Regions from separate parts of the Homo sapiens genome. Here region 1 is linked to region 2. A link is a loop called in an ENCODE intact Hi-C map of the cell type or tissue named here. Cell type or tissue: ovary. All regions are shown on one strand. Each heading gives the region's core, and the rest is flanking DNA. Links, peaks and the distances in the headings are about the cores only.

Evidence for each region. Hi-C counts contacts between places; a loop is a spot of excess contacts. Peaks named below come from ENCODE experiments on the same cell type or tissue, not always from the same donor. Only the 100,000 strongest peaks of a DNase experiment are listed, where the experiment ranks them.
Region 1: a loop joins it to region 2, with 2.1 times the contacts of the local background. A loop is called at or near these places in 3 of 110 quality-filtered maps.

The regions. Positions count from the first base shown.
Region 1 is chr18:63,280,205-63,290,299 of GRCh38, reverse strand. All of the region lies in intron 2 of BCL2 (BCL2 apoptosis regulator), which reads left to right. Among named protein-coding and RNA genes, the nearest start is that of BCL2, 35 kb to the left of the region's middle. In ovary, for the core only: no CTCF peak of the experiment used is centred there; no DNase peak of the experiment used is centred there; H3K27ac peaks cover 5,155 bases.
Region 2 is chr18:63,141,462-63,151,556 of GRCh38, reverse strand. The region is part of intron 2 of BCL2 (BCL2 apoptosis regulator); the gene reads left to right. Among named protein-coding and RNA genes, the nearest start is that of BCL2, 170 kb to the left of the region's middle. RefSeq lists enhancers at 354-523, 4,328-4,447, 4,681-5,181, 5,182-5,682, 8,512-8,701 and 1 more. In ovary, for the core only: no CTCF peak of the experiment used is centred there; a DNase peak (open chromatin) is centred at 5,145; H3K27ac peaks cover 2,654 bases.

The sequences.
Region 1 (10,095 bases), core at 997-8,996, 140 kb before region 2:
TGCAAATTCCAGTTCTGCTTATATACTATTTCCTGATGACCCTTTCTATCTGGACTTCCTGTTGGCAGTTCAAATTAAACACATAATCAAAATATTTAATCCAAGACTAAACTCATCGTCATCCCTCCAAAACCTTCCTTGGACTCAACAGTTTCTCTTCCTGCTCTCATCACTATTCCGATCACCCAGGCTCAAAACCTAGGGTGCATTCTTCCAGCTTCTGCTCAGGTTTTTGAGCCCAGCATCCTTCACTGCCCTCCATTCCTCCCTCACTGGTCTTGCTGCCACCACCTTCTTAACTCTTCCCTAGGGGAATTCATTCACCTGCTCCAGTTTCTCCGCACTCCAGTTTATCTTATACTTTGTGATGATTTAATTAAAATTCTTCCCTGATTGTTTTTCTTCTTGAGGTGGAGTCTCGCTCTGTCACCCAGCTGGAGTACAGTGGGACCATCTTGGCTCACTGCAACCTCCGCCTCCCAGGCTCAAGTGATTCTCCTGCCTCAGCCTTTCAAGTAGCTAGGATTACAGGCATGCACCACCATGCCTGGCTAATTTTTGTATTTTTAGTAGAGGCGGGGTTTCACCATGTTGGCCAGGCTGGTCTTGAACTCCTGACCTCAAGTGATCCACCTGCCTTGGCCTCCTCGAGGGCTGGGGTTATAGGCATGAGCCACCCTTTTTTTTATTTTAAGGCTCCTCTTTTCCTAGGTAAGTCTTCATTTTCCTTTATCCAGCTGTTCAAATTCCTCTCTCCATCTTTCACTGCAACCTATGTGACATTTTCTTCATCATTCCCTGCTACTCCTTAGCAAGATTGCTATGCTCTGAACCCGCCCTGCCTTCTCTGTTCTGGGGATCTTTTTCCTGCTGTTTTTACATCCCAGAGTATTCTGTTCCCATCAGAATTCTCCATCCCTTAAGGCCCAGATCTGATCTCACCTTCAGGATGACAGTATCCCTGTTGGGAGTGACCCCGCTGATTTCTAAATCTTTACCACCTTTTCAGCCTTTTTCTTTTTTTTTGTGCCATTTTTCCAGGCCTTGTCACATGCTCTTTGATATTACTTTGATATACAAATGTTTGCTATACTTTTCCTTCTTCCTCTTCCAGGTTATAAACATGTTGAGGCCCGGGGCTGTTTTCTAAGTTGTTATTTTAGGCTTGTGTATATCCACCACCATGCCTTAAAAAAAGGCCTCACATTAGTAAGAGCTCAGTAACATTTGCTGAATGGATGAATGAAGTATGGTGGCTTTGCTATCTCTTACTTTACTTGTTCACTTCTCTCCTAGCTTCATTCATTCATTCATTCAACAATTACATATTGAGAGCCTATTATGTGCCAGGCACTGTGCTACGCATGTAGGTTTATCAGCAAGCAAAACAAGATCCCTGCCTAAATGTGCCAGCATTCTAGATTCTTCCTTAGACTCACCATCTTTGCATTCACTTTACTCAGCTCTTAAAGAAACAGTAGACAGTTATTGTAAATACTATTAGCTTTATATTTATGTTGTTCTTCTGTGATTAAACTTTGCTGCCAAGAACATTATGCTTTCTTGGTAGTTTGCAACTTGAGTTTCTGATTCTTAAAATTGGTTGCATATCCCAATGGCTGTGATGGTGTTGAAAACTCTACTTCTTTTCTCCCCTTGACTGCTGAACCAAATCATTTTCCAAGTTGCTCTGAAATATGGACAAAAGACTCCTTGATTTCAGCCCTATGTGCAGCATGGAAACTTTCACTAGGCTGTGCCTACTGACTAATAGCAAGTCAATGCCCATCTTCCCTTGGTTGCTTGCTAAATATTCTAAAACGAAAACAAAACAGCAGTGAATTATAGCCTAGCATCAGTAAGAATGGAAAACAACTGCTTTTCAAAGCTTGATTTGTATTGTTTTTAATAAGGAAGGAAAAGCTTTGTTATATAAACACATGAAAATATGGTAGTGTTCGTGGCAAGTATGTTAATGGATAATGTGCCTAAAATCTTTGCTGGGTCAGTGTCATTCCCTCTTTGTGATGCTGAAGGAAAGTCACAAAACAAAAACAACTCAGAAGAAGCTAATGTGTCATCTTCATGTAGGGATCTGTATTCAAAGTTCTTTTTCATTGTAGCTGTAATGAAACAGTATTTGTGGAAAGATATTGCACTCAATGCCAAAACCCAACAATTTTGTTTTCAAATTCCTAAAAACTAAAAAAAGAAATCTTGGTGACATAAATGTTCCAAAATCAAAATGTCCAAAATGAACTCATCAACTTCCTCCTCTCGCCTGCTCATCTATGTCTGTTCTGTCTGCTTAATGATATCACTGTCCACCCAGACAGAGCCCCAAACTCTTAAATCATTTTCAACTTGGTTTTCTCATCTGTGAGATAGAGCTTTCCTGGATCATCTCTTAAGATTCTTTCCAGCCCTGAAAGTCTGCATATCTGAGTTCTTCACTCATACTCCCCACATATCTGAATCCTGCTTCTAAAAGTCTCTCTTCCCTAGATCTCTGGTTTTTAGGTTTTTAAAATTATTTTATTATTTTTTTATCCTGCTGCTGCTGCTGCTCTAATTCAACCTCTCATTCCTTCTTGCATATGCTGTAACCTCCTAGCCAGTCTTCCTGTCATTTCAAAAATTATTCTTAAGTTTACCTACAGTAAAATTCATCATTTTTGTGTAGCTTTGTGGGTTTTGATAAATGAACAGAGAGGTAACCACTACTCTAATCAGTATACAGAACAGGTCAGTCACCCCCCAAACATATTTCATGATGAGAGTTTGTACTCAAACTGCCCGCCACCCCCTAACCCTTAGCCCTGGCAACTTCTCTTCTCTTCTATATCCCTAGAGTTTTGTATTTTCCAAAATGTCATAGATTGGTATCCTTCTCTTTCAGCACCTGTTCCCAGCCCATCCATCCTCTTCGTCAATGCCATTTATCTTCCTAAAACATCTCTGTTGAGCACCTTGAGAAACACTTAGTTTCTCCAAGCTTCAGTTTCCTTGTTAGAATGTGACCCAGCCAGAGTATAAAATAAGGAGCATACAGAATTCTAATACTTTCTAAGGAGGTTGGTTCCTGAGGAGGACCCTTCATCTTGCTAACTGGGGCAACTGATGGGCAGATCAGAGAAGCAGGAAGTCACTCTGAGTAAGAAATGGTGGCCTAGAGCTCTTGTGAGAAAAGGGATCCAAGAAGGGGGTAGTAGAGAGAGAAGTGAGAGACGGAGAAAAGAGAACAACTGCCACAAGAAGCAAAACGCTGGAGAGGGACAGATGTCTACAGAAGATGTTTTGGGACAGTTTTGCTGTTGAATGAGTGCCAGTATCCTTCCATAGTGGCCTCGGGAGACCTGTAGTTCAGACCCGTGTTGTAGGAGGTGTCTTTTGAATGGGTCTTATTTTGAGGAGGGACCCAGGAGACCCAGATCTGCAATGGGGATAATGACATCTGCTCCATGCAATCATCATGTGGGGATCATGGGGTAGCAAGATAGGACCCTGCCTGGCAGAGATTGGGCACCAAGGACTCCCTTCCCACCATCCTGTGCCATCTCTGCCTTCTCTCCTTACTTCTTGCCTCTCACCTGGAAACTGCCGCAAACCAAATCCTCCTACCTCCCCTTCAATGACCTTCAGAATGCCAGCCCTGAAGGTTGGCTCAGAGGTCATTGTATACCAAGCTACAGAGTTTGGTGTACAGCTGACCTTCAGGGCTGGCACCAGCCCACTTTCCAGTCTACCTCCCATTAAAGTTCTCTGTCCTCCTTACTTTCTGCTCCCAATCCTCGCCCCTACTCCTGCCCTAATCTTACGTCCCAGCTACGTTCAACTCCTTTGTTGAACCCTCCTGCCTCCCCTTCAATGAAAATTAACCTATCCTTTGTCTACATTCATTTCATGTTTATTCATTTTGTGTCTACATCCATTTTCTGTGTATATATACAATAGGTTTTGTATCATAATTATTCATGTCTGTTTGGACACCCCTGCCCCCAACTGTGTAAAAGGTGCTCAATTCATATTTGGTTAAATGAAATGAATTCCTAAATAATCACAGCAAGTTTGAACCTAGTGAAGGAAGTGTTAAGGCATTTCTTTTACATTATGCTCTCATTTTAATGTACAAGTAGCATGCCAGCTATGGGGCAGGTTTTACTCTTCCAGATTTCTTGTGGTTGTCAATGCATCAGGCAGCCTGTTTCCAAACAGCTGCCATATGGCCAAAGCTCCTCAAGTGACCCTTTTATGTGTATAAGAGCAGGACATAGTTCAGATATACCCAGGAGAAGTAAGGGCATTGAAAACCTCCCAGGCTGCTGTTGCAGAAAGGACAGGGAGAATGCCACTACCTGGAGGTGGGAAACTGGACGTTGCTATACCTGCCCCTCCATCACCATCACATAGTTTGTGTGCTGTCAAATTTAAGTTGCCAACACAAGCCATGGACCACAAAGACATGCTTGCTAAATCAAGTTGAGTGAGATGCACTTCTAGTACTTTCCAAACCCATGCTGAGATGCAGAACCCCCAGCCCCATGCAGACAGATTTGCCCTGCATGGAAACGGTGCACCCTCTCCCGCTACACACTCAGAGATGAGAGATGAGCCTGTTTGTGAAACCAAACTCAGGATTCTGTTTTTGTGTAAGAACCGTACCACATGGCTGACATATGTTCAGTCCATGGCTGGCAGAAGCCTCCTGAACACATCCCCCATCCAGTACCTCCCCGGCAGTGACCCATCTCATATTTGCATATGTTCCCCTGTCACAAGATTGTGGGGAGGGTGCAGTTTGCAGCTGACTCCTTACCTAGCTACAGCTCCAACTAAGGGCGTGCATTCTTGGGGAGATGTTGGGAGCATCACAAGGTCCCCTTCCGTTCCCAGAACTCAGTTTCAGAGGTCAGCCAGAAAGAGAATTCCAGAGGTCAGCCAGAGAGAGAAGGTAGCAAGGACAGAGCCCCTACTGACATTTTTCTTCCCACCCATCCCATCTCCAGGGCAATGGTCTTCAGCAGGGAACAACGGGCCCTCATTCCCTGCCAGGGGAGCTGAGTACACACAAACTGCTGGATGGGCGAGAAGTTCCCCCAGTGATCTTTATTTTTCCGTTTAGAAAGAATCCTTATTCCAGCCCCTTCTCTCCAGCTGCTGCGTGTGAGCCTGTCTCTGTCTCTTGGGTGGTGCAGCTGCAGGTGAGCCAGCTGTGGGCGGCCCTGAAGGACAGCGAGGTAGGGAGCCTGGTTGTGAGGTCTCTGCTCCCTGGGGATGCTCTGCAGCCTTTTGCCTGCAGCAAGTCTGAAACCTTCCATGCCTGACTCCCCCTTTCCATTTTTTTCCTGGCGTCTGCCCTTGCTGGAGTGGAGCATGGTGGGAGCCAGCCCCTGGAGCCTTCCAGGATTCTCACAGTCTGTAGCCAGAGCTGTGTAGGCCTGACCTGGGCCCAGCGGGAGGAGGATTTTGAATAAAAACCAGTGGTTCCTCTCCGTCCAAACCCCCCACCCCTGGAATACATTGCAACCAAATATTTACTCAAGGTTCCCCCTTGCCATTTAAAAATAAGATGCTTCACCTACTAGCCTGGCGGTGTTCTCTGCTCTGAAATTTTATGCTCTTGAGTCATACATTTGAAGGTAGCTTTTTTTGGATTTAAAATTTCAAACTAATGAAGTTGTTTAAAGTACCCTGTCGAGTGCTGGGAGCTGCTTAAGCATTGCCACATAAGCACTGCAGAGGCTGGGTCTGGCGCATACATGCCAGGCAAAGTCTGCCTTGTTTCAAATAACCCCAGGAAGAGTCTCTCTACCTTTGGTGCAATTCAGATCTTAGGAATAGGACTTCTGGGGTCCCCTGTTTGGGGACTGTGCTTAGCACACACACTTGGGTCCTTGCATGAAAGCCTGCAAAAGTATACGTGACTTCCTCTCTTTTCTCCTCAACCACTGCACCCCTATTTTGGGGTATTCTTAGACTTCTTAGTGGGGAGGCAGAGGTGGTTGATGATGCGCTCCCAGTCAGTCCTGTCTACCTTCTTCTACCTCAAAGGGCTTCCATTAACATCATCCAGGAAGTGTTATAAATCCTGCCACCCAGGCCACATCTCAGACCAATTTAATAAAAATATCTGGGCTGGAGAGGGGAACCCAGGAATTAGTATTTTTTAAAGCTCCTCAGAAGTGCCCCCAGGCCAAGGCTGCCAGCACCATATCCATTCGTCAGCGCGCTCAGGGACACACTGGTACCCTGTGTGCTGACCTGCTGCAGTTAGAGTGACAAAAGCCGGATTTTGATTGTCCAGAAAAGTAAGGGTTCTTTGCTGTCGCTGTGGAGTCTCCAGTCAGATTTTCCATTGGAATAGGAAACAAACGCCAAGTTTATTTTAAAAGTGCTCTTGATCTACCTAAAACTAGGAAGCAGGAAGAATCCTCGGGGAGCAGTTGAGTCTCACATTTGAATGTGTCTTTGCTTCCTCTGAACCAAACTTCATGGTTTCATCCATTACCAAAGAGGCCCTGGTGACTTAGGAGGGATAGAATTGAACTGAAAATTCCGGGATCGCTGGAAAAGTGATTTAACCAGTTTTTCACCACATAGGGAAAGTTATTTGGTGAGATAACAGACCTCGAGGCCCTGCACTCTTCTGCGTGTGGTTCTGGGTTGGGATACGGTTCCCATGAGCAGAAGATCATTCCTGGCTGATTTTGTTCAGTGATTATTTGTTTAAAACTTTAAAAAGAAGAAGCGCAGATACAGTACATTTGTACTCAGCTAGCCACGCAAACATCTTTAGGCTAAGAATAATAAACAACTAAATTAGTGGTTTGTTTTATTACCAAACTGGTAGAGTTTCACAGGCAGGAAAAGACGGTACCTCCCAGGCTGGAGAAGGTTAAGTATTTTTGTCAAGGAAGATTAAAAACCCTAAAAGCTTTTGGTTGAATTTTACTGAAATCAGAACGTGAATCCATTTGAGAGCTAGCAACCAAAGACCCGTAGAGGTGACATGGAATGTTTTTAATTCTGAGAGATGGGCGTTTCAGAACTCGGAAAATGACATTTGTTTTGACATTTGGTATTTTTGTTGCCATACTTACTGCCTTTAGTTCTTAGTGGAAGTAGTTTGCTGCTCCTAATTACCCAAAAGGCAAGAAAAAAATAACTAGAAATTTTTCAAAAGAGGGGAAATAGGTCTTGAAAGTTTCATTAATTGCAAAATGAAATTAAATGGAGCATTCAATAGAAGTACTTCTCAGAACCAATGGAGAATTTCTCAGAAAGAAGCCCATTAAAGCTGGATTCTCTAAAGCAGTGGAAATCCCAGGAACAAAAGCCAAATGCCTGGGAATTGAGTTTCAGAAGAATTTTTGAATTGGTACAGATCAGTAATTTACAAAATGGAATGGAATCACTGAATGTTCTAAAATCTGTTCAGCTAAAATGGGATAATAAATTTAGCTTACATGGACCCTGCACATTCAACTTGTGCTATTATGATATATATATCTATATATATTTACTGCTATTTATTAAGCATTTTCTGTGAACCAGGGCCTATATTTTGACATACATGATCTTACTTTGTCTAATTACAAAGATTCAGTGCCTTTCACAGAAGTCATTAGTAGATTTTGGGAGGGTCGTGTTGATGACTTTTTGGTGTTTTGAGTAAGTAAAATGTGTAATGGCATTTGAGATATTGAATGCTTGTTAAAGCTGACCTTGAAAATAAGATTTTCATTCCATTGCCGTGCTTTACAAATCAAACTGCCATTTAGGAGGGAAAAAAGACAAATAAATGAAGTCAACTTTCTTTATTTCTTAAACCATGGGTTAAACTGGGTATTTGGACAGATCGTTTTCAAGGCCACTATAGGATACTTCAGGCAAGTATTTTGAAACTTGAAAGCATTTCTGATAAACTTCCAGGGAAAATTCTGATCTTTTGGTCCATGAGAGAAATAACTGCTAGTTACAACTCTGGATTGGAATCGCAGTTTGAAGATAATCAGAACTGCAGCTTAAACATCATCAAAGAGTGACCTGTAGCTTAGCTTTCTTAATTACATGTGTCAAGAACTTGTGATAACAGACCTAATTGAAATGACTTATTGAGTCAGGTAACATTTATGCCCTTTTAATTAACTATAATTTTTAATTTACCTGATCAGCATTAAGCTCACTTTAGCCGACAAAAGGCTATGGGCTACAGTCAAATTGCAAATAGAATACTTAGTAAATGTGATAGTATTAGCTCCTACTATGGACTAATATTAGTTTGGTCTTGACCAGAAGAAATCCTTGTGCGTATTTATGTTGAAAGATGAAATAACTTACTGAAATTGTTAATGAAGTATTGGATAAGCTACTTTAAAAATAACAAACCCGACTACCAGCAACAACACAAATAAACAAACCGTCAGCCTAAGGTGGACATGTTGGCTTCTCTCTGTTCTTAACATGTTAAAATTAAAATTAACTTCTCTGGTGTGTGGAGATGTCTTACAATAACAGTTGCTACTATTTCTTTTCTTTTTCTCTTTCTTTCCTCTCTCTTTTTCTTTCTTTCTTTCTTTCTTTCTTTCTTTCTTTCTTTCTTTCTTTCTTTCTTTCTTTCTTTCTTTCTTTCTGAGACAAGGTCTCAATTTGTCACTCAGAGTGAAGTGCAGTGGCATGAACATGGCTCACTGCAGCCTTAACCTTCTGGGCTCAAGAACTCCTCCTGCCTCAGCCCTGCAAGTAGCTGAGACTACAGGCACGTGCCACCATGCCCAACTAATTTTTGTATTTTTTTGTAGAGACAGGGGTCTCACTGTGTTACCCAGGCTGGTCTCAAACTCCTGAGCTCAATTGATCCACCTGTCTCAGCCTCCCAAAGTGCTGGGATTACAGGTGTGAGCCATCACGCTTGGCCTATTGTTAGTATTTTTTAATAATTTTTTTAAATTGTGGTAAAATGTATGTAACATAAAATTTATCATGTTAACCGTTTTTCAGTGTACAGCTTAGTGGCATGAAGTTTCTTCACAATGTCATGCATCCATCACCACCATTTATCACCAGATTATTTTTTTCTTCTCAGACAGAAACTCAGGATCTGTTCAACAGTAATGCCTGTTCCCCCACGCCTGCAGCCTTGGCAACCACCATACTACTGCCTGCCTCTATGAACTTGACTACTCTAGGTACCTCGCATAAGTGGACTCACACTTGTGACTGGCTTGTTACACTAAGCATGATGTCTTCAAGGTTCATCCATGTTTTGGCCTGTGTCACAGCTTCCTTCATTTTGAAGGCTGAATGATATTCCATTGAATGGATCTACTACATATTGTTTCTCCGTTCATTTATTGATGGATACTTGAGCTGCTTCCCCTTTTGGACTAATGTGAATAATGCTGCTATGAACGGTATGTACACATATCTGTTTGAGTGCCTGCTTTCAATTCTTTTGAAATTCCACTTCCAGAAGTGGCATTTCTGGATCCTATTGTAATTCTATTTTTAATTTTTTGAGGAACCATCATACTGTTTTCCATAGAAGCTGCACCATTTTACATTTCTACCAGCAGTGTACAAGGGTTCCAGCTGCTCTAATTCCTGACCGATATTTCTTATTTTCTGGTTTTTCAAGATGGCCCTCTTCATGAGTGTGAAGTGGTTAACTTATTGTGGTTTTGATTTGGATCTTCCTAGTGATTAATGATGTTGAGCATCTTTCTTATGTGCGGATTGGCCATTCATTTATCTTGTTTTTAGAGAAATGTCTGTTCAAGTTCTTTGTTGATTTTTTAAAATCAGGTTGTTTTGTTGTTATTGAGTTGTAGGCGTTCTTTACATATTCTGGACGTTAATCCGTTATCAGATATACAATTTGCAATGCTACCATTTCTTGAGGCTTACAGTATGCCAGATGTTCTACTAGGTGCTTTATATATAGGATCTTAATTCATTTTACAACCCTGAGAAATAGATATTATCACCTTCATTTAATAGATACGGAAACTGAGGCTTTGAAAGTTTAAATAACTCATTCAAGGTCATACAATTAGTCAGTGGCAGGGGTAGGATTGGATCACAGGTATGTCTCAC
Region 2 (10,095 bases), core at 886-8,885:
TTATCCTCCCCCTGTAGCCTATGCTGTCCCCTCCCCTCGCCCCCAGCCCCTCATCTGTTATCGCCCCCCATCTATTATCGCCCCCCTTGCCTGAGTGAACTCGCCCTTCTCTGAACCGTCATGGCCACCCCTTCTGCCACCAGGACATTCTTGCTTGTATTGCTTGCTCCTGACCTCATAGAAGGAAAGGAGTAGTTGCATTTTTCTCTTGAATCCACCCCAGGGTTTTGATCATGCCAGTCATGTTACAGATGCCCAGTAATTTCTGCTGGGTTAGATGTTAGTCAGTTGCAGGGTAGATTGGTGTTAGGGGAGGTAGCCCGGCCATAGGCAAAAAAGTAGCTTAGGGTCACCGCAGTCAGTGTGGAGAAGGGAATTTTGGGGGGAAATCTGGACAGACGAATTTGACCAATCTATGAGGCTAATTATAGAAAAAAACACAAGAAGGGGGAAAATTTCTTTCAGTAATTAGAGAGATGACAGAGAAGCAGGGAATGCCCCTGATTGCATTATAGAAGAGGAGATCAAGATGACTTCAGAAGTCATTTGCTGAAGGTACAAAGAGAGCTCAAGGTGAAAGGAGTCCCATTTTCCTTCTTGGTGGAGGCGCAGCTTAGTAACCTTTGAGGAGTGTTGCCTGTCTTGCTAGGAAAAATATGACAGGAGTAGCCCAGTGGAGGTTGGAGACCTAATACCCCTTCTCACCCCCAAACCTGATAACTCATTCTTAAGCATCAAATCTTATGTTATAGTCCAATATTTCTGGACATTTTTCTGCCACAAGGTCTCCAGAATGTGTTAGCTTAGCTTCAGCCTTATAGGAATTCATATTTAAATCGACTTCTTTTTTCCTACCTGGAGACTGCTGGAATATCAGACTAAAACAGCTCACGGGAAGGCTGAGCAGAGTCTAATTCTAGAACTTGTGGCATGTTCATGGGACACGGAAAATACATAGAAGTGATGGTTTCACAGAGAAAGGGAAAAGTCACTCCAGAGAAAACTGGAGGGAGCCAAGAAAATGCGGAGAGAAAGTGGGGAATGGCAACCTCAGACGCAGAGGGAAAGAAAAACAAGAGAAGACGTACGTTAGCAATAAAAGAAAAAAAACCATCACAATGCCCGTTGGGCAGGAAAGTGATTTTTCTGCTTTTCTTTCAGCCCTCCTGGGCCCACAGTATTGAAGATAGGAGCAGAGTGCATTCACTGGTGTCCACTCTTCAGCTGGGTGTTGCTGAAGAAGAGAGAAACCTTAGCCATCTTGCCACCAGGTCACTCTCTTTCTTTCGTTTTCAGGCTGACCCAAGCAAAATAGGGGAAAATTGCATCTGGACAAAGGAAACTTCTCTTTCTGTACCTAAAAGCCTCATGTCAGGCTGGGCGCGGTGGCTCACGCCTGTAATCCCAGCACTATGGGAGGCTGAGTCAGGAGGATCACTTGAGGTCAGGAGTTTCAGGCCAGCCTGGCCAACATGGTGAAACCCCAATTCTACAAAAAAACTACAAAAATTAGCCAGGCATGGCGGTGGGTGCCTGTAATCCCAGCCATTCGGGAAGACTGAGGCAGGAGAATTGCTTGAACCTGGGAGGCAGAGGCTGCAGTGAGCCGAGATCGCACCACTGCACTCCAGCCTGGGTAACTGACAGAGGGAGACGCTGTCTCAAAATAAATAAATAAATAAATAAATAAATAAATAAATAAATAAATAAATGCCTCATGTCAGGAGAACCCTTTCTGTAGAGAGCCATATAATTAAGCACTGTGTTTGTTCCAAACAAAAACTAGAGAAAGGGTTAAAAATCAATATTATTAGTGACATCTCCTCTCTTCTTCACTGTTAATCATCTGCCGGTCACTGTCATAACAGTGTTATTTTTCAGGCCTGAAATGAAAATTGGCGATTACATCAAGCAAAGAGTTTGAAAGGAAGGCTGGGTTACTGCATGATTATTCGGACTCTCCCTGTAAATACGTGAATAGTTCCAGCTTCCCCTCACATGGGTTGAGGGTAACAGAATGACATCTCCCTGGGCTAGAAGAGAAACAGAGACAGAACAAGCGAAAGTCGTCTGGCACCAGCCAACAGTTGCAACTTATACATATAGCCCGGGACCGGTATGGGTCTGTGGCCTGTTAGGAACAGGGCCGCACAGCAGGAGGTGAGCAGCTGGCGAGCATCACTGCCTGAGCTCCGGCTCCTGTCAGATCAGTGGCGACATTAGGTTTTCCTAGGAGTGCAAACCCTATTGTGAACTGTGCCCACAAGGGATCTAGGTTGTGTGCTCCTTATGGGAACCGAATGCCTGATGATCTGTGTTGGAACAGTTTCATCCTGAAATGATCCCCCACCCCATTCGTGGAAAAATTGTCCTCCACAAAACACGTCCCTGGTGCCAAAAAGGTTGTGGACTGCTGACATAAATGAGCTTGATTCTTTTCTCATAATGTAAACGTTATCAAAGAGACAGAGGTGTCAGCATAAGCACGTCGCTGCTCCATGCACACTTATGACTTCGTGGCTCTGGGCAGGCCCGTTTAGCTGGGAGTCATAGCTACATTTAGGGAGGCCGCGTGATTGAGTGGAAAGGCAGGATATTTTATGTCAGAATTCTGGGTTTGAGTTCTGGTTTCATAATTGATTAACTAGGTGTCCTTGGAAAAGTTACGTATTCTTGGTCATCTCTAAAAGAGGGGTGACAGCAGTAATAACTTATCTGTGGCTTGTTGGGAGGACCACACTAGATGATCTATATGGAAGCACTTTCTCAACAACAGCGTGCCATGTGAATATTTGTTTTTGTTTGTAATAGATACCTCTATAATAAGGAGAATGAGAAGGTTATTATTTCATCCTGTTTGTTCACTGTTTTTATTTAACAACTTTTTTTTTTTTTCCTACTACATTCCAGGCAGCAGGCCAGAGGCCAGGGAAATTCGTTGCCACTTCACAGTATCTCATTGCATCATTGAGAGGTTTACTCCTGATCCAGCACCGAAAGACCATTTTTGGCCTTTAAAAATAAAGTTGAAAGTCCAAGAGCCAGAAAGATTAAGGATTAAGCTAATTTTTAAAATAACAAATGTTTTCTTATATTCTTTTCTCATTTATATGGTGCTGGTAATTTTTTAAATTAGATTTTCATCTGGGCATTTTATATTAAAAATGATACAGTTCCCTGTCCCTTGTAATTGCATTTCTTTTGATTTTCTTTTATTATGACTCGCATATCACTGACACTTTTTTCCTGGAATGTTAAAAGTATACATCATCTGGCTAAAAGGAAAAAATACTGACTTAATAAAAATGGAAAAGAGAGAGAGAGAGAAAATGGATATTCTTCTCTTTTGGTTCCAAACAAGGCAAAGTCCTCATTCCTCGTTCTTCATACATGCCAAGGTTGATGTCACGGATCCAAACCAGTTTTGAGTTATCTGAAATGGGGGGGAGCGGGGAAGCGCAGTTCAACAATCTTCTGAAGCTTGAAAAACAAATTTGTCACAGTCTGATAACCCAAAAATGACTGATGGATTTTCTCTGCATTTTCCAAGCAGGGAGGGGTCGGGCATGGAGAATGAAACATTCTGAGAAAAGACTTAAATGTGGAAACTTTTGGTTCAAGAGGGTATTCTAGGAGATACAAGAAATATCTCCTGGGGGCATCCAAAGGGAATAACACTGTAATCTTGAGTGATGTATGGTTCCATTGCCCGAGGAATAGGGATGAAAACCATAAACTCCTTTGGTTGGGGTATTAACTTATCATCAAAAGTTACCATAAATAATGGATATTGTTTATGGCTGAGAAGTAGGACACATCCAGAGAAGACATCCCTTAATTTTTCATAAAATCATCTCAGTGTTATTGGAATATGTTTTTCATGCCATTTGAGCTGTCGGAGTATCTCTTGGGTAGATTCTTAAGCAGAAATAGTTGGGACTTTACAAACCCTGCCTGGGATTCTAATGTCTGGTGCCATGAAGATTTTGGCTTGTGTTTCTTTTGATGTCTAGAATATCAAGAACATTCCTAGCTTCTATATTACGGCAGGTCACGTCCCGGCTTCTTCTAGTAAAATCCCCTCTAGGATTCAAGCCTCTATTTGCACCGGTAATAAATGTGATGGCACATTGCGACTTTGAATGCAAGCCAGCAGGGCTGCAGGCACCTGTTTCTCCCAGTGCCCCAACTGTATCAAACCCTTTTCATCCTCCCTGCTTTTGATGCACAAACATAAAACGGAGTCCCAGAATCTAAAAGTGATGTCACTTGAGTGTCACCAAGGACCTTTAGAGGACCATGGGGCATCTCTTCCTGTTACAAATGAGGCTCTCAAAGCCTGGAAAGGTGAATCCCTGGACCACAAGTGGAGGAACTGAGAAAGGGTGCGTCGACACTCAGACCCCACAGCTTGCCATTGTGTGGCTTGTGATAGAACCAAGACATCAGAACAGACCAGCTTATCCGGTTATAAATCTAGGATAACATGATGAGCTTCAGAGCCAGGGGTTGAGCTCTCCTGGGACTCCTCCCCTCCAAAGGATGTGTTCCATTGCCAAACATTAAAAGCTCCGAATTCTTGTTTTCTCGCCAAAAGGTATTGTAGACATGATGGCAGTGAAATTATTTTTTTCGCATTTAAAGTTACCCTTAATAAAATCACTTTCTTCAGGTGGTGTACCAAGTTAGTAAAACATACCTGTTTGAATCTATATTCCATCAACCATGAACTTATGCCTGGGGATCAAAAATTTCTTAAAACCCACCAGGCGTGATCCTAATACTTTTTTCACAGTTTCTCGGGGTGTTTCAGTAGGTTAGGATTACCTCCAAAGACATTTAAATGATGTTTCTGGTTCAAACGGAAATGAAAAGCACATAAAATTGTAAGACATAAGAATTCCAAGAATTTGGCAGAGGTGAAAACACACAAAGAAAAGATGAAATTTAGACGTTTTTATTCTGCTCCTTTATCCAACACAAATCCCTCTCCAGTTGTCCCATAACCACAATGCCAGCATTTAACTCCTCAAGGGTTAAAGGAGGCTTGTAGAGCGGGCCTCTGGCTGACTCCAGCGTGGATCGCAGGCCTGGCGTCCTGTCAGACTTCCACGGTCAAATGGTAACCACACTGCCTCTAGTTACCTCGCTCCATTTCTTGGGGGGCTCAGGGACAGCCGCCATTTCCCCATCAGTGTCCACGACCAGCGTCCTTCTGCCAGGAGGCGGGCTGGAAGGTCCCTCGCAGCTATGGCCAAGCCCTGGCTGCGGCTGCAGAAGTCTCACTTGTTTCACTCGGCCAACACTTAATTTCTTTATGTATCTGAGGGAGTGGGGAATTAGTGTCTTCCAGGAAATTCAGGCTCTGAGTTTTCTGTCCTAGACTACAACAGGCAAATGGAGAACGGGTTGTGGGGATCGGAGCTGAGGAATGAACTTCAGCTGATAAAATGCAAGACAAGGAGGGAACAGGAAAGCAAAGGACAAAGTGAAGGAGAAAAAAATAAAGGGAATTTTGGCAGGGAAAAGGGATTTGGGAGATAGGACGGGAGTCCTGTCTGGGTTATAGTGAAGGCAGGGGAGAGAGGTTTGGGGGATCTTGGGGACCTGGGCCGTGTCCAGCCATTTTTTGTCTCCCACCAACTCCTCGCTGTTCAGCTACCCCACAGAGCAGGGTCTTGGGCATCCTGTGTGCTGAGGACAGAGCTGAGCTTATAGTCACTGTGCATGAAGGATGCTGTGATTCTGCTTTTTTGTTTGTTCATCTTTAATTTGGTGTATTAGAGATGTTGCACTGAACACATTCCCTCTCAGCATGCAACTGCCAAAATGCTGAAAGAAAGTGTTTGGCTTGTTGGGTCTGACTGCAACAATCACAAACTTGCCTTGCAAACTTCTGGCCTTCCAGTAACACATCGAACATTAAAGGATTAAATGCTTGGTGAGCAGAGCTAGGTTCTTGTAAAACACTTGGCAGGTAGGTTCCTAGGAATTTAAAGGTATCTGCCTTTGTTAAATTATGAAGATTTTTTAAATGTGAGTAGAGAAAAGCTGTTTCCAGTCATGAGGAGTCACGAGGGGTGCCTCCAGGAGGAGAGAGACCATGCAAGAAGCAGGTGACGGGGCAGTGGGGCGAGCGGCCCAGAGAAGCCCCCCCACCCCCTGGATCTCTTGGGCAGTGGGGCGAGTGGCCAGGGAAGCCCCCTGTATCCCCCTGGGTCTCTTCTTTGAGGGCTTATGCTCTGTCCGTGGTGTGGAGCCACTCTTGTTCATGCACGTTGCAGACACAACCACTTTTGGTCCAGCAAGAATAGTTGAGCTGATCACTTGAAAGGATCAAAATCCAGTTGCCACTGTGGAAGCTCTGGGGCCACATATTTTAATATTCTAAATTAGGCCTCAAGTTGGATTTGTTTTTGTGACTCAAGGAAATTTTGTTCTCTTTCACATTCTAGAATTCCCTGTGAAGCAGCCCTGTAAATAGGAGGGCTTTTCCTGAATAATATGGAAAGAATTTCTCTTTGGGGATTTGAGTCTATATCATACAACATTTTAAAATACTCTTGAGATGGCACGTGCAGCCCTAGCAACAGGGCCAGACCACAGTCAAGGGCTTCCAGAGTGTGCCGCACACGTTCCCGTGGGATCCAGCCTTGCACAGTGCCCAGGGCGGCGGGGGCGGGGGTGATGGGGAAGGTCCTGTGACTGGTGGTTTCTCCATGGTCACAGGGTCTTCTTTCTGTTGATGTGGCCCCATTCGCTCTGACTCACCCCTGACGGCATACACCGGCTTGCTTTAGGACCCACCAGGGTGGCCCCAAACTCCCATGCCACTTCCTTGCCCTGAAACACCATCCTTGGTTTTCTTGCTTTTATTTGAAGTCCTGAGGCCTCAGCTCCTGTCTCACTTTCTGTCCGCCTTCCAGCCCATCTTAAACACTCTTGGTACATTTCTTGAGCGTTCCCTGTCACTCCTCGGGACTTCCTGTTTAGCCTCTCATATTTATTGCTCCGGGGGAGCCGGAGTTGGATCTTGTATGTCTTTTCTGCTTCCTTTGGGAGAAGCAAAATATAGTTGAAAAGGTACATGCCTGGCAGTCATATAGTCCTGGATTCGAACCCCGGCTTTGCTGCAATGAGCTGAGTGACTTTGAGCAAGTTGTGTGACCTTTCTGATGGCAGTCTCTTCTGTCTAGAGTTGTTTGTAAAAGCCACCTTAATGGGCTTTGGCACCACAGTTAAATATCTCTTGTCATCCCAGATTTAGTGCCTAGCCAGAAGTAGATGCTAAATAAATACTTTTTAAAGTGGTTTGCCTATGGTTGGATTGCTCGATTCAGATATGTCCAAAAGATAGATCAAAGCTAGAGGAAAGAAAGAGCTAAAACGAGCTATCCAAAGTTAGCGCCAATTATACTATGAAAAACATGTTGCCTGTGGATCCAAGATTGGCCAAGGGGTTTCCTCAGTGGAAATAGCAATTTGCTTGACCTAAAATTTCTCTTGAAGCCTTCACCAGCCCAAACTTGAGCTTATTCCTACGACCTTAGGTGTGCATATCTCTGAGTCATCCCATTGGAAGAGCGTTTACTGAGTACCTGATTTGGGTGATGAGCATGATGTCCTGCCTTAAGGAGCTCATTGTCATGGAGTCAAGCTCACTATCTCCCCTGCAGCACTCTGCACAATGCTGTGTGCAACTCAGGCGGTCAGTAAATGTTTGCATCCCTGAATGCAACCTGAGCCAACTCGCTCCAAGGTTTCTGCAATGGCAGCAAGGTTCTGCCAGTGCTACACATGCATAGGCATGGCCACTGACCACTCAGCTGCCAGTCCCACCTGGAATATTCTGGCTCTGCCATTTTTGCCTGAGGAATAGTCGGTGTATAAAGGCCCCGTAGCACAGTTCAAATTCCATTTGCAATGCAGCCAGCACATACTTGCATCCCTTCTGCAGGCAGGGTCCCCCAGGCTCGCCGCTGCAAGCTGCAAAAGTGTCTGACCGGTCCTGAGCGTTTGACGGGAAGTGACAGTTGCCTTGGAAGTGGATCTCCCAGGGGCACGACTTTTCTCGTGTTAAGTGCCCACTGCTGACAATGCTGACAGGCCTTGTACAGTGGGCACGTGTAGTGTTCTGACCTTGCTCCTGCCCCCAGGAGGCCAGCTTCACTGGCTTCACTGTGAGAGCGTGTCCTTGGGTCAGGTCAGCCAGCTGTCAACTGTGCCCCTGTAGGTTGTGCTGATGGAAGATATTTCAGCCCCTCCACTCACTTAAAACTCATCCATGATTGCTTTCAGCTTCTCTTTTTCTCTTTCTCTTTGTCTTTCTGGGTCTCTGGGTCTCCCGTTTCTCTCTCTGAGTTTCTGTTTTTGCTTCTCTCTCTAGTTCTATATACAGCAGTATCCTTCTTGCAACAGAAAGCATACTGTCAGAGGTCCTTCGCCGTAAACAGCTATTCAGATGAGAGGCCACGCCAGCGTATCTTGTCCATATGTTAATGAGCCAGGATCCAGAACCACAGGCTGACCTGGCCCACCATTTACCTGTCCTGGTACTAACAGCTGCTGCCACTGACAGAGACTGCATTTTCCTTGTGATAGAGAGGTCTGCTGTCTTCCCTGGGCACAGGAAGACTGTCTGATGAGGAAGGAAGAGGATTGTCAAAGAGCCAAGCAGTGTTCCTTGAAATGCATCTGGTTTTATTCATGTTGAGTCTTTCCAGGTGAACTGAACTAAATCATAAACTACAAAATGAAAGCAGATTTTTCTTAGCATGCCCATATGGAGCTCACTGAGGAGTTCACCACCATCCGTCAGCTCCCCTTGTCCCCCAGAGCACAGAGGATGTAATTGTTCTTCTCTTCCTGATCGGTAGATTGATGGTGTGGATAAGAAGCCTCTCCCATGGGCTTCTCAGAGGATCATCGCAGTCACTTTGACGGTCACAGAATGACCCATTGAGCTGCAGAACTGGGGAGCTGGGATCTGAGTAAGACTATTATACGTTGGGGTGCTTTTGAGTGGGATGTAAGCAGGCTGTGAAGTTTCAGCCATTTGTGACTTACCTGCCCCAAACCAAGAACAACAGAACCAGCACCATCCGGGGTGCATCTGGTCCTCGACAGATGTCTGGGCCTGCGGTAGGTCATCAGGGCTCCCTGGAGCTAATGCAGTGTGGAGCTTCCAGAAAAGATGCCCAGGCTGATTTCTTAACCAGTCCCAAAAAGCAAGTGCCAGACAAGGCAGGGCTGGAGGCTGGCAGTGCCCAGCTGGCTGAGGATGCCGCATCCTCCAGCCTAGTCTGCTTTGCTCTTTTTCTTCTACATACCCTCCTCCAGGTCTGAGGCCACTTTCAGCAAATTCCTATTAGGACATGCAGGTTCTTTGTACTCCCCACACCACCAGCCTCAGTCAACACTTACTGATTTAAACAAGTGAAAACCAAACATTTGGCCCCTAACTCTGGCCCTCCACGTTTAATAAATGAAGGACTCCCTCCCCTCACTGCCCCCAGCAGCGATGTCCTGATGACAGCGATTAGGCCAAGCTGCAGAACTTAACAAGCATCTGCTTTCAGTTCCCATTTTTGGCGTATTTTCATGAATTAACTCTTGCAGTGACAAAAATAGAGGGAGGCAGCCTGGGCCATGCCCCGTGTTCACGAGTCACATGGCAGGTACAGGAGCCACGGCACGCTTGGCCCAAATCATGACCGACAAGTAGAGCATATTTGCCTGTCGCCAATCCCTGTGGAGCACACAGTGATTATGTTCTACTCACATACGGAGACAGGTATGGACAGTGGCGTGGGGTGGGGAGGAGAGCCACATGTGTGGCTCCAGATCCCAAGAAAAAAGAGTTGGTGGATCTATTCCAAACGCCAGTCTGCCTGTGGAATCCCCAGCCCCTGTCAGGCAGTGGAGAGTCCTGTTCGGTATTGAATATAATCAGAGCTTCCCACCTGCTCCCTACTTTAAGCCACACTGATGTCACCAGTTCTAATTAAAACTGGCATGAGAGGCAGAGGGCTTTGTGGGCATATGGGGGTTGGGGTCTGGGACAAATAACTTGGATTATGCTCATAAAAGCAAAGA